Linked DNA regions of Homo sapiens: regions 2, 3 and 4 are each linked to region 1. A link is a contact called in ENCODE Hi-C or POLR2A ChIA-PET data. All regions are on one chromosome and are shown on one strand. Each heading gives the region's core, a stretch centred on a gene start or an enhancer-like site at or near the end of the contact. The rest is flanking DNA. Distances are from core to core; before and after follow the strand shown.

The links. A loop is a pair of places that touch in the nucleus more often than their neighbours do. ChIA-PET counts read pairs that join two places held with the same protein, here RNA polymerase II (POLR2A). Pooled maps may share reads with other maps.
Region 2: a pooled map shows a loop between it and region 1 (5-fold over the local background). The contact joins the promoter of PERP here to the promoter of HECA in region 1. A Hi-C loop is called at or near these places in 4 of 50 pooled maps.
Region 3: a pooled map shows a loop between it and region 1 (5-fold over the local background). The contact joins the enhancer-like site here to the promoter of HECA in region 1. A Hi-C loop is called at or near these places in 5 of 50 pooled maps. POLR2A ChIA-PET finds 5 or more read pairs at or near these places in 2 of 52 experiments (AG04450 and activated CD4-positive, alpha-beta T cell).
Region 4: a loop to region 1 is called in a map of breast epithelium, with 18 times the contacts of the local background. The contact joins the enhancer-like site here to the promoter of HECA in region 1. A Hi-C loop is called at or near these places in 2 of 168 maps with a recorded cell type or tissue (breast epithelium and naive thymus-derived CD4-positive, alpha-beta T cell) and 5 of 50 pooled maps.

The regions. Positions count from the first base shown.
Region 1 is chr6:139,133,456-139,136,463 of GRCh38, reverse strand. It overlaps HECA (hdc homolog, cell cycle regulator), which reads right to left and starts at 1,384. Exons shown (of 4, transcript NM_016217.3): 1 at 797-1,384. The coding sequence starts at 1,067. RefSeq lists enhancers at 313-432, 1,298-1,592, 2,871-2,920 and silencers at 543-812, 1,213-1,292, 1,403-1,592.
Region 2 is chr6:138,105,746-138,108,879 of GRCh38, reverse strand. PERP (p53 apoptosis effector related to PMP22) reads left to right here and starts at 1,461. Exons shown (of 3, transcript NM_022121.5): 1 at 1,461-1,753. The coding sequence starts at 1,540. RefSeq lists a silencer at 1,283-1,332.
Region 3 is chr6:137,822,477-137,825,376 of GRCh38, reverse strand. It overlaps WAKMAR2 (wound and keratinocyte migration associated lncRNA 2), which reads left to right. Exons shown (of 4, transcript NR_049793.1): 4 at 800-1,708. Among named protein-coding and RNA genes, the nearest start is that of TNFAIP3, 43 kb to the left of the region's middle. Within about 2 kb of position 1,281, at least 14 of the 41 ENCODE cell types and tissues checked have a DNase peak (open chromatin) inside an H3K27ac peak, as active enhancers do.
Region 4 is chr6:140,570,873-140,573,742 of GRCh38, reverse strand. All of the region lies in intron 2 of LOC105378027 (a long non-coding RNA gene), which reads right to left. Among named protein-coding and RNA genes, the nearest start is that of MIR4465, 110 kb to the left of the region's middle. Within about 2 kb of position 1,447, at least 3 of the 41 ENCODE cell types and tissues checked have a DNase peak (open chromatin) inside an H3K27ac peak, as active enhancers do.

The sequences.
Region 1 (3,008 bases), core at 135-2,634:
GCACCTTATAACGAAAACCATGGCTCTGTAATGAGAACAGAAATCCTGTCACATCTGGGCCAGTTCCTAAGTGTCCCCTCAAAAGGAACATTCAGGCACTACCTAAGATTATGAGGCTTCCTTCTGAAAATGTTAAGCACAATGACATAGAGAATGATTTTTCTTTTCTTTCTTTTCTTTTTTTTTTTTTTTTTTTAACTCCGGGCTGAGAACGGAAGTCAAGTTCAGATTCTCTTCCTTCCTCAAGCAAGCCAAAAAATTAAAGAGCAAACACAGAGGCCCTAAATGTCTCGAGGCCTCTTCACCTGTGGCGATCGACGCAGCAAGCCTGGGTGTGCTAAGAATTGAGGCTCTCTCTCCTTCATTCCGGGGGTTACGGGTGGCCTTGGAGCACCGGGAAGAATTAACCGGTGCCTAAGTTTTCAATCGGATCATTCTTCTCAACTTGGGCGGCTCTTTCCTCCCTTCCTTCCTCCCTTCGGCCCGGCACACACGGCGGGGCAGTGCCAGCGCGGGCAGCAGGCTGGGCCCGAGGGCAGCGCTGCCGCAGCCGGGAGCCCCTCAGAGTGTGGGGCGCGGGCTGCCCCCCGCGCGGACACCGGGCAGGGGCCGCAGATCTGTCCCCGCCGCCAGGCGTGGGGACCGCGAAGGGGCAGCCGCGGCGGGGCGGAGGGGCGGGGTGAGCACTTCCTGACTCTCGCATTGTCCACGCACCGCCCGCGCCACCCAGGGCCCCGCCACCGCGCCGTCCCCGTCGGGGAGGAAGTTGGCGCTCGCCCCGCCAGCCCCGTCTTACCGTTTTTGGCATCGCCCGCGGCCGCAGCCCCCGCGGCGGCCGCAGCGTTCGCGGCGCCAGTCCCCGCGCCTCCGGCGCCCGCCGCGCCTCCGGCGCCCGGCGCGCCCGCCGCCGCCGCCCCGCAACCGGCCGCCGCCGCCAGGGCCCCCCCGGCCGCCGCTCCCGCCGCGCCCGCCGCTGCCAGGGCCCCGGCTCCATTTTCCTGCTCGTCGCCGCTGCTGTTGGCGCGCTTGTTTTTGCGGCCGCCTTTGCTGTTTTTGGGGTTGGGCATCTCGCTCGCTCGCGTCCAGGTAGGTGCCCGGCGTCAGCGAAGGCGGATCCCAGAGGCACGGCCGTTCCCGGCCCTGCGTGAAGCCGGCTCCGGGAAAGAACGGAGGGCGCGAGCCGGCGGTTCCCTCGGCTCCCGTCTAGCCGCACGGCCCGTGCCGCGCCATCCTGGCCGCCGCGCCCTCTCCGGCTTCCTGGAGCCGGCACGCGGCCACCCGAGGCTCGCAGCCGCGCGGGCGCCGCGGGCCCGGGGCGCAAGCGAGACGCTCCCGAGCCGGAGGGAAAAGGCGGGTCTCCGGCTTGTTTTGATTCGGCTGCACTGACACGCTCTGGGCCCGCCCCCTCCCGTGACGACACTGGGGATTCGGCCTGGCCGCGCCCACCAGGTGACCTCACGGCTGACGGGACCGCCCGCGTGACGTCACGCCCCGCGCGGGGCCTGCCCACCTCGAGTGACGTCATCCAGGCGTCCCCACCCGGGCCTCCTGGACTCCCGGGCGTTCATGAGCTGCCCTGCTTGACTTGCTCCACCCGCCAGTGCAGTGGCATGTGGAGTTCTTCGGTGGCCTCCTGGCCTTAATGTAATTGAGGCTTAGAACAGTATGGTCTGGAAAAATAAGCTGTGACTAGAGCAAGAATGGAAAACAAAAGATTTTGGATTAATAACTCATTCAAAGGCTATGCCTTTCAGTAACAGTAATTAAAGAAACAGGGGACCGGGCGCGGTGGCTTATGCCTGTAATCCCAGCACTTTGGGAGGCCGAGGCGGGTGTATCACGAGGTCAAGAGATCGAGACCATCCTGGCCAACGTGGTGAAACCCTGTCTCTACTAAAAATACAAAAAAAAATTAGCTGGGCGTGGTGGCGTGCGCCTGTAGTCCCAGAAACTCGGGAAGCTGAGGCAGGAGAATCACTTGAACCTGGGATCCGAGATCGCGCCACTGCACTCCAGCTTGAGCAACAGAGCGAGACTCTGTCTCAAAAAAAAAAAAAAAAAAAGAAAAGAAAGAAAGAAACAGGGTAGAGTTCCCAGACAATGGGGATGAACACCAGGGTCCTGAATGGGAAGCCTTCACAGTCTGGTGGTGAAAACAATTCACTCAAACAAGACCCATCATCCAGGGATGTAACTAGATGTTGCCTGGACTCTGAAGCAGTCCCTGCTTGGGGGGAACCCATCCCTATGCATAGGGCTGAGTTGTCCTGAAAGATAGTGAAAGATAGGTAGCCAGGTTATGAGCAGTAGGAGATTAGGTGACACCAGTGAAGACAGGCAATATGAGGGCAGGGGACCCCTGGGAAGAGCTCCCCTTGATCTCTTTCTGCAATTCTATTCTACCTTTTCGGCCAACTCCTTCCCTTCCTTCAGGTCTCAGCTCAAATACATCACTTCCACAGAGACCTTCCCAGGAGAGCTGTCAGAAGTTCCACCCTGTTATTTTCCTCCTCCATCTCTAATTATGTTGGCAATGTAGGTGTTTACTTATTTCTTGTATATCTCCCTCTCACTGAAATGAAACCTCCATGGATAGATTTTATCTGCCTTGGGCACATCAGAGAACAGCTGGCATAAATTTGTTGAATGTATAAATTAGGTTCCTTCCTCACGAACTGTGGAGGAAAGACTAGTTTAGCTGACAGCTTTACAGTGTTCCCCTTTTATAGTGTAATCTTTAATTCAGCCCTTTAGTAAAAGCTCTGTCACGGTGTTGTTGTTACCATTAGAGGGTCTTGACTGCAAGTCGTCCAAGTTCTTGGCATTTTGAACAAACAATTGGACCAAACGCCCAGCAAAGCAAGGAAAGAAGAAAGCAGGGATTTATTGAGAATGAAAGTACACTCCACAGTATGGAAGCGGCCCCAGCGGTGGCTCAAGGTTCCGGATGCAGAATCTTCTGAGGTCCAAATACCCCCTGGAGGTTTCTCATGTAAATGAAGTGGTGA
Region 2 (3,134 bases), core at 212-2,711, 1.0 Mb after region 1:
AAATATCTTCATTACTTTTGAAAACCCTGAGAACATAAATATCACCATTTTCTTCACACAGCTTCCACGATACAAAATTAACTTTTGGCAGAACACCCTCTTGTGTTCTTTGAAAGTGAAAATATTTTCCTGTAATAAAAATATATGACGTGGTTTATGTAAAACTTGAATTATGTAAAATGAAGGCTAGGGAAATTATTTCATGTATTTTCAGATACTTTCTCCATGCTTTTATTCGTCCTCAAGAATTGCCAGAAAATGGCATAAGTCAAAAGAGTATTCTGTTTCTATTGAGAATATCAAATTGGAATACAATTTAAAATATTTTTAAGTAGTTCCCACTTTTATATTAAATTAACAGAAAAAATAGGGGATTCAGAAGAAATCTTTGGAGGTACAGGGTTAAGACATGACCCCCATACGATGTTTCAGTGATTTTCCCAAGGCCACCGAGGTGCCTGACACTGAGAACTCCTTTGTCCTCAGCGGCACACCTGGCTGCCACCCCACCCTTCCTGTCACATCTTAGGAGTCAGAACTGCGACGGGAGCTAGCCCAGGACACCGAAGGGGGGATCCTAAATGCAGGTTGCATGCTGACGTATGATTTTTATTTGGAAAAACCTCAAAATAGTAAATGAAGAGTAGAGAGAGTGCAGTTTAAATAGGTAGAGATTCGTGATAGGAAGTGGACTGCAGCAGAGGCGACATGAAATTATCTGGGGAAGCCAGATGAAGCCTTTCCGAAAGGAAGCGAGCATTTGTTAAATTACATGTTCATTCATCAAATTCACTGAGCTCCCCTTGAGATCCAAACACGGTGCCGGACACTAAGGATACACAGATAAATTCAGCATCGCCTCCGCTTTCCAAAATCTGGCAACCCAGCAGGAAAGAACAGCATGCAAAGAGATAAGAGTACCCGGGGAGCCACGGTCCAAGGTGCAAAGGCGGAGCCTAGGAGGAAGGGATCACCTGTGTCAGCAGGGGTCAGGGACGGGCTTCTGGGTTTGGGTGCACGCGTCCAAAGGAGTGCAGCCTTTATCCACAGGTGCAATTAGAACACCCATCTCACACTGCTGAAAACTCAGATATGGCACTGCTGACCACCGCCCCACGATGCGACATCAGGGGTCAGATATTAGGCTGGCGCTGTGCAGATAAACAAGTGTATATGTTGGTGCGCCAGGAAGACAAAACACGCGCCTGGAGAGGCCAGGAGAGCGGGACTGGAGGGTTGTGGGACGCGCGGGACCCTCGGGCCGCCTTCCGCCGCCGCCCGGTGTCACCAGAACCCAGCCTGTTTACCAGCGGCCCCGCCCGCCCCGGCCCGGCAGGGCAGGTCGGGGCGGGCGCGCTCTGAGTCACCGGAATCTAGGTGGGGCCGCCCGGAGCGGCGTCCTCGGGAGCCGCCTCCCCGCGGCCTCTTCGCTTTTGTGGCGGCGCCCGCGCTCGCAGGCCACTCTCTGCTGTCGCCCGTCCCGCGCGCTCCTCCGACCCGCTCCGCTCCGCTCCGCTCGGCCCCGCGCCGCCCGTCAACATGATCCGCTGCGGCCTGGCCTGCGAGCGCTGCCGCTGGATCCTGCCCCTGCTCCTACTCAGCGCCATCGCCTTCGACATCATCGCGCTGGCCGGCCGCGGCTGGTTGCAGTCTAGCGACCACGGCCAGACGTCCTCGCTGTGGTGGAAATGCTCCCAAGAGGGCGGCGGCAGCGGGTCCTACGAGGAGGGCTGTCAGAGCCTCATGGAGTACGGTGAGTGCCCGCCGCCGCCGCCGTCGCCGCCTCCAGGAAGCCCTCGGGGCCGCGGCCTGCAAAAGCCGCCGCGCGTGATGGGCCCTCACAGGGTCGGGGGAGCCAGTGCTTTTCAGAATGCCTGTTTAGGACGAGCTCGGGCTCATGCATCCGACCTGAACCAAATGCAGCAGCAGTAGCTTTGGGTGGCCAACACCAAGCTCAGAAACAGAAAAAAAAAAAAGGCCGTAGTTCAAACTGTATAGTTTTTTTCCTGGGTTTTGTCGGTTACGTACGAAAGATTATTTCAAGCATTGCAAGTTTAGATGAGTAAATATAATGAACAAAGTTTCTTGGAGACCTGAAATTTCTTCCCATTTCTCTTCCTTCTCGTTTCTTCTTATGATTAAAATATAAATATTGAAATAACGTGCCTTCCCTAATATCAGTGGATTCGTTCAACTTGATATAGCTGAAAAAACTTTCTCATTTAAAAAAGCCCTTTCAGGCAGTTTTAGCAGTTAACGTTTTCAATAGATATTTCAGTCTACTTTACCGGTCAGGCTAGTTCTTGTTAGCTCTTGTTCTAGGGCGTGTCCTTTGGTTTAAGCATGGCATTGTTGTTTAGAAAACTTAATTATTTTAATCCGATTTGAAATCTAAAAAGCAAACACATTCCCTACACTCGCGACGTGAAGCAGAGTTGACAAATTTAATGTACCTAGCAGGTGAAGTACTGTATGCCATTTTCCCAGCATGGAGGAAGCTCCCTGCTTGCCTTGCTGAAAGTCAGGACTGGAGCATAGTTCTTGTCTGAGAAGGCATTTTCTTTCACAGTGGGAAGCCCCCTCTCCTTTCCTGGGGGTGGATGGGAATCACAGCTGGGGTCTACTGTGATTAGCAATGTGTGTGGGGGTGGAGATGGGGTCTGTGAGAGCCTAATAAAACCTTAAAGCCAAATGGGCTTTACCTACCGGGTTTAATAGTTTTAAACACAGACAGCAAGCTACCCTGCCTGTTTTCATTTCTTACTATTACCATTGACTTGATTTTTTTCTTTGAAGTGGCCCAGGGCTTCCAACCCAATCCTGTTTATTTGTGTTTCCGGGGGACTATATCAGCAACTTGGTGCCCTTTCTTTTGTGTAATCCTTTGGACGTCACTTCCCCACAAAAGGAAGCATGGTCCCCATTAGCCAGGTAATAAAATGTAAACACTGCAGAAAATTCCAGCTTTCTTTGCAGTTTGTGTGTTTTCTTCTCTGAAAACCCATACACTGTGCCAGCTCAGGTTTGTATCATCTCCAGTGTTTTAGGTTTTTAAAGCGAATTAATTGTTTTTTGAAATAATGTACCTCTATCTTCTAGTTAAAATGCATCTGAACTCAGTCTCTTCTAGGGGA
Region 3 (2,900 bases), core at 32-2,531, 1.3 Mb after region 1:
CTCGTTTCATCCTCACAGAGGCACAGATGGGGTATGTAACTTGCCAAAGCTCACACTGCTTGGAGTAGAGTCAGGATTCTAATCTGGCTTGTCTGGCTCCAGAGCCCACGTTCTAAACCATTAGGCTCATTCTGCCTCTCTTGGAGAAGACACAAGAAGTCCCAGTCTTGGCTAGCCTGGCTAGTTCCAGAGACCTCCATAGCTAAACAAGGTGTAGAAATAGAATGTCCCGTCACTTAGCTATACTTCTATCCTTCCCACCTTCTACACAACTACCATTACCATTGCCACCAGCAACTGGTAAATATTGATGGAGCTTCTTTTCTTTGCCAGGCACCATAGATACAAAAACTAAAAAAAAAAAAAAAGAGACTGTAATCTTGACCTCAGGAACTACAGAGGAGATAGACATCCAAGCAAATATGCCAACAAAATCCCAAGTGGGGTCTAGTAAGGGCCAAAAAAAAAAAAAAAAAAAAAAAAAAAAAAGAGCTGGTGTAGCCAGATGGGCAGGGACTCACCTTGCTTCAGGGACAAATTTGCAGTGGTGATGAATTCCTTTCATTCTTAGCTTTCCTCCTATTACTTCCCTGATTTATTTTACTTACAAATGACACGTCTAAATGGCAGAGACCTGAAGTTCTCTTGATGGGGTGCTGAGATGTTCAGAAGGGAGGTATCCTGTTTAACCAACAGATCATTTATAGATAAAGAGAGGCTCTAACTTAGCATACAGTTCATCTATTTCCTTCCCCCAAGAAAGAAGGGATATTTACATCTCCTCTATTCCTTCTTCCAGGGCAAGAATCTTCTGTTCCATATGCAACATCTTCTGGCAGCCTTGTCCTTTTTCTGTCCTTGACGACTACAATAACAAACAGCTGTTGCCGAGGCATTGCTGTTGACGTGTTACCTTTGAAACCTCCCTCCTGTTATGGAATAAGCCTCTTCCAGATCATGGCTCATTATCATCTAGTCTGACAAGCAGCCTTGTTGCCACGGAGACCCAAAGGGATCAGGCGTGGCATTTGCCTGCATCATCACCCCCTCCAGGGGAACTATAAGGACTCTTCTGTGCGTCATGCGTGGCTGTCCTGGGACTGGCTGCCACCAGACTTTTCCTGCGGGTAAAACCTAAACAAATGATCAGCTGCAGATAATATCAAGACCTCTGTTTGATATGTTAATAGTGACAGCCAGATTTCCACAATTAACAACGAGGTGGGAAGAAAACACTGTAGTCACCAGACTTGGGAGGAGAGGGTTTGTATTCACATAAACACAACCTCACGTCACTGCTTGCCACCACAAAGGGCTCTGTTCACTGTTTTGTTCTCAAAGATCATCCTTGCGCTCATCCTCTGATCTTGAATTTCTACATAACTTTCTCAGTTTATATGCCCTGTGGCAAGTGCAGCAAGCACTGTTTCCTGTTTCTAAACTTGTAGAAAATCATCCATACATCTTACAGTTGTCAGTTTTAACCAGATAACAGTGGCACTTTGTTGCTGCTTTTTTATCTTTAGCTTAGGTTAACAGGACCCTGGAAGTAAAGTTGTTGATTTATTCAATAGAGTATTCTCAATTAATTTGGCTAGATTTCTACATGATTCAAAATCTAAAAAAGTAGAAATGCATGCTTACATGTCTAAGGCCTGAAAAATTGGTAGTGACATCCCAAAATAAATGAAGGTTTTAAAACAATAAATGATCTCTTTTTTTTTTTTTGCTTCTGTGCTTGGGGAGAAGCAATGAAGGAAACAACAATGTTGCTTTAAGGAGTGAGGACCCCAAAAATAAGAATATATAATTATGACAGATAGGGCATAGGGCGTTGTTCAGAATTGATGGGGCTGGTGCACACACAAACATTTTAATAGTTCTAATACTTTGTGTACACTCTTGCGATGAAGTGATGACTTCATTAATTGATTGAATAATATTTATGCAATGCTACTATGTGCTAGCTATAGAACTAAGCTTAGTCTCTTAAGATCTTAACATTCTGAAACTATTAAAATGTATAATCACCATTTGTAAAAGTAAATATACTAATCTAATAATTTGGAATGTACATTACAGTAAAAAAAAAGCAGGGGAACATCCTGTAAAATGTCACTCAGAGATAACCACCACTTACAGAGTGAAGTATATTCCTGCTTTTTGCGGATAGTGTGTGCGTATATATGTTTAAGCAAAGCTAACAATATACTATTTTTATAATTGGCATTTACTTTTTCTTTTGCTTAACTTTATATCATAACCTCTTTCCCACATCATTACAAACTCTTCATAAATAATCTTACAAATGGTTATGTAATATTTATCTTATTTGTAACACATACTATCTTCTTTTTTTCATCAACACACTGCATGGATAACAGATTTATTTTTTAAGTCAAAAATCTTTCTTGGCTACACTAACCAATGTTTTTGGTTTTTGTTTTGTTTTGTTTTGTTTTGAGACAGAGTCTCACTCTGTCTCCCAGGCTGGAGTGCAGTGGTGTGACCTCGGCTCACTGCAACCTCCGCCTCCTGGGTTGAAGCGATTCTTCTGCCTCAGCCTCGCAAGTAGCTGGGATTACAGGCATGTGTCACCATGCCTGGCTAATTTTTGTATTTTTAGTAGAGATGGGGTTTCACCATGTTGATCAGGCTGGTCTCAAACTCCTGACCTCAAGTGATCCACCCTCCACGGCCTCCCAGAGTGCTGGGATTATAGGTGTGAACCACCACGCCTGGCCACTAACCAATGTTCCTTAGAAAAGTTAACCTCATTTGTGTTTGGGGATGTCACTCCCGTTCTCTTGGAGATACAAGTGCACACACACCACAACCCTTGGAGCCTGACAGGCCCAGACCATAGATGTGTGTCCAACACGATGACCTTTCCTCATTCC
Region 4 (2,870 bases), core at 198-2,697, 1.4 Mb before region 1:
ATAATGGAGCTGGTAATAGGGTTCACTTCATATCAGAGAGGAAATCAAAACTGCAATGATAAACCATCTAGAAAGTAATAAAAATGAGAACCAATTTTGAATTGGGTATCCGGAAACTGGGCTGGAGTCCTGAGCAAGGGAGACCCCTCAAAGACTGTTTGCAAATTGGAGCATCTCTCGAGGCTATAGCTATAGCCTGCCAAAATAGAACTCTAGAGCCTAGGGTCTCCCTCAAATGAAAAGAACAGACAAGTGGAAAGAAAAGTAGAAGAGCAGACAGGAGGGGACAGTATTGAGAACCAAATTTCCCACTGGGACCCGTCTCTAAGGCAGTATGGCTGATGGTTCGTTAAGAAAAAACTATGAAGGAAATGTGAGAGTCTGGGAAGGGAGAGACCGGCACCAATTGCTGCAGTACAGGGACTTTCATTCACACTGAAAAATCCATCCAAATAGGCTTCTAAACGGGCCTTTTCCCTGCTACAAATGAAACAAATCTAGAGAAATCTATAATTTCCAGCACTGCCCTGACTTATACATGTCTTACACCCCAGAGGCATGACTACCATTTGAGTTAGAGGACTTACTTATACTCCAGTTACTCTTTTGCCTGTGAGTTTCAGTCTGCATCAAGTGACACTGGTGTTCACCATGTCTTAGCACATCCATTACCTAAAATTAATGTGTGTTCTCTGAGTGTGCATTCTAGTCATTTGGGAAATTGTTATAACATGTATGACTGCCACACTGATTACATAACTCAGGAGATTCTCAGTCATGTATATTAATTTTGAGAATATACCCTGGGAATTCTGATAGGATGCCCCTACTCTCACCTCTAGGCACAGCCCCACCAGAATAACCATGTAAATCAGCATAATAATGACTGGAAACGCTCACAGGCCTGCAACTGACTTCTTGCTCCTCTAGTTATCACTAGTTATAAGCTATGTATTTTCTGGAACGTTACTTAACTTTTAAATCTCGAGCTCCTCCAGTTATATCCACACTTGGCACTAGTTCATCATGTTAGGTGATCAGATCAGCATGTTAACTAACTGCACAGGTTTTAGTGTGGAAAACAGTAGGTTCCGAGAAGTCAGATAAGACAAGAGGTCCCTGGTTATTTGAAAGGAAGAAATTGGAAGACAAAAAGGAGAGAGGAGACAGCATCAAAGCAGAATTTGCTACTTTATAATTTGGCCTAGAATTAGCCCTTAGAAAAACTGGTGGCTTAGACCACTTAACGGCACTATCAGGCTCTAACCCTATTTCCTAAATATAATACTTCCAGCTCACCTAAATAAATGGAGTTTCGTGACGAGTGCACAGGAAAAGATGACTCAGAAAACTGGTTAAGATTGCCCTTCTCTTTGCTGTTTCCTGTTTTCCTTACAATTGATGTATTTTTGGCAAAGAGTCTTGTTGTAAATTGTCTTGGGCAGTGGTTGCATGATACTGTATTAAGTTGCTAAAAAGAGAATTCTGAGTTAGTGAATGACTAAGCAGTGCTTTCATCCTGAATAATGATAGACCTGCTAGACAGTTGTAACTGGATTTTCCATTTCTTTCCTGACAGCAGCATTGGGCTAAGGGGTTGGAAGTCCTTTAAATAGACAGATGCATAAACCATAAATGCTTTAGTCTTGCTTATTTTCTTTCCAGTGCTAATCTCTACACAACGGTACCATCTCTGGTCAGCTAATTGTTTTTATAGAAAACCTTAGCAGTAGAATTTTTTAGTATTGAATTTTATCTACTTTCTTTTTCATCTTTTTCTTTTCCAAAATGTAAAGATTTTGGTTATGAACAATAAGGGATATATCTAACTTGCTGTTTTGAAACTTTGCTCTATTTAAGATGAGTAGCTTTCTCAAAAGAGAAACACACTGTGTCTCAGTTTGAAATGTAATATTATCATTGACAAGAAAGACTTCAAAATGAGTTCACATCACATAGCAAAGTGAATTTTAAGACAACAGAAAATCTCTTTGCTTCTCTCACGTAAAATAAGTGCTTCTATCTATTGATCTGAGATCTAAAGTGCCCGTTGCCATTCTACCCAAGTACCAAGAAAATACATTTGCAGTAAGTCTAAGAGCTTAATAAAAATGTGTGATTATTATAGTGTAAAATTTCTTCACTCTGTATTACTATTTTGTCTATGTGAATCTTACCTGCTTATAAATTTATATTTGCTAATTAAACTAAATATATCAATAAAAGATATTTTTTCCACAATATTCTTGTGTGTTTCTATTAACAGCTTAAAATGTTTTAAGGATATTTCATCAAGTTCTGCATGCTTGAGGAAAGTATTTTCAGAATTTGTCATAGAGGACTGAATGACAACTCAAAGACAAATGGAGTTTTACTACATAGAGTTAAATCAAATTAGTGACTTTCAGATTGGTGTGGGCTGAGTGGAATTTGAAATATGAAGTTAAAAATCTATAATTAATTACCTTTCTTTTCAAGATATATTTTATTAGTTTCCAAAAATGGCAGTATGGTATTTCAAATACCTCTTTGAACCACAGTAAAATATTCTATAATACATTCTTCACCAAAGTTGATGGCCTCAGTTGTGGCAGCATTTTATGTCTTATTGATACTAATTGAAGATGATGTTTATTTATGATAATATTGTTTGTTTAGTGCTTATTTCTGACACTTTATCAATTTTTTCTACCATCTATATAAAATTTCCAAGTTGGAAAATAAAGAAAGACTAAAATCTCATATGTAATTTGGTCTTCTTGAGTTTCTGTTAATGGGGTTAATTTTGAACGTTGGAGAGCTTGTTTTCTTTGAAAGAAAGTCAATTCAAATCAACTAAATTATTTTTTCACAAAAGTTTAAACACAAAA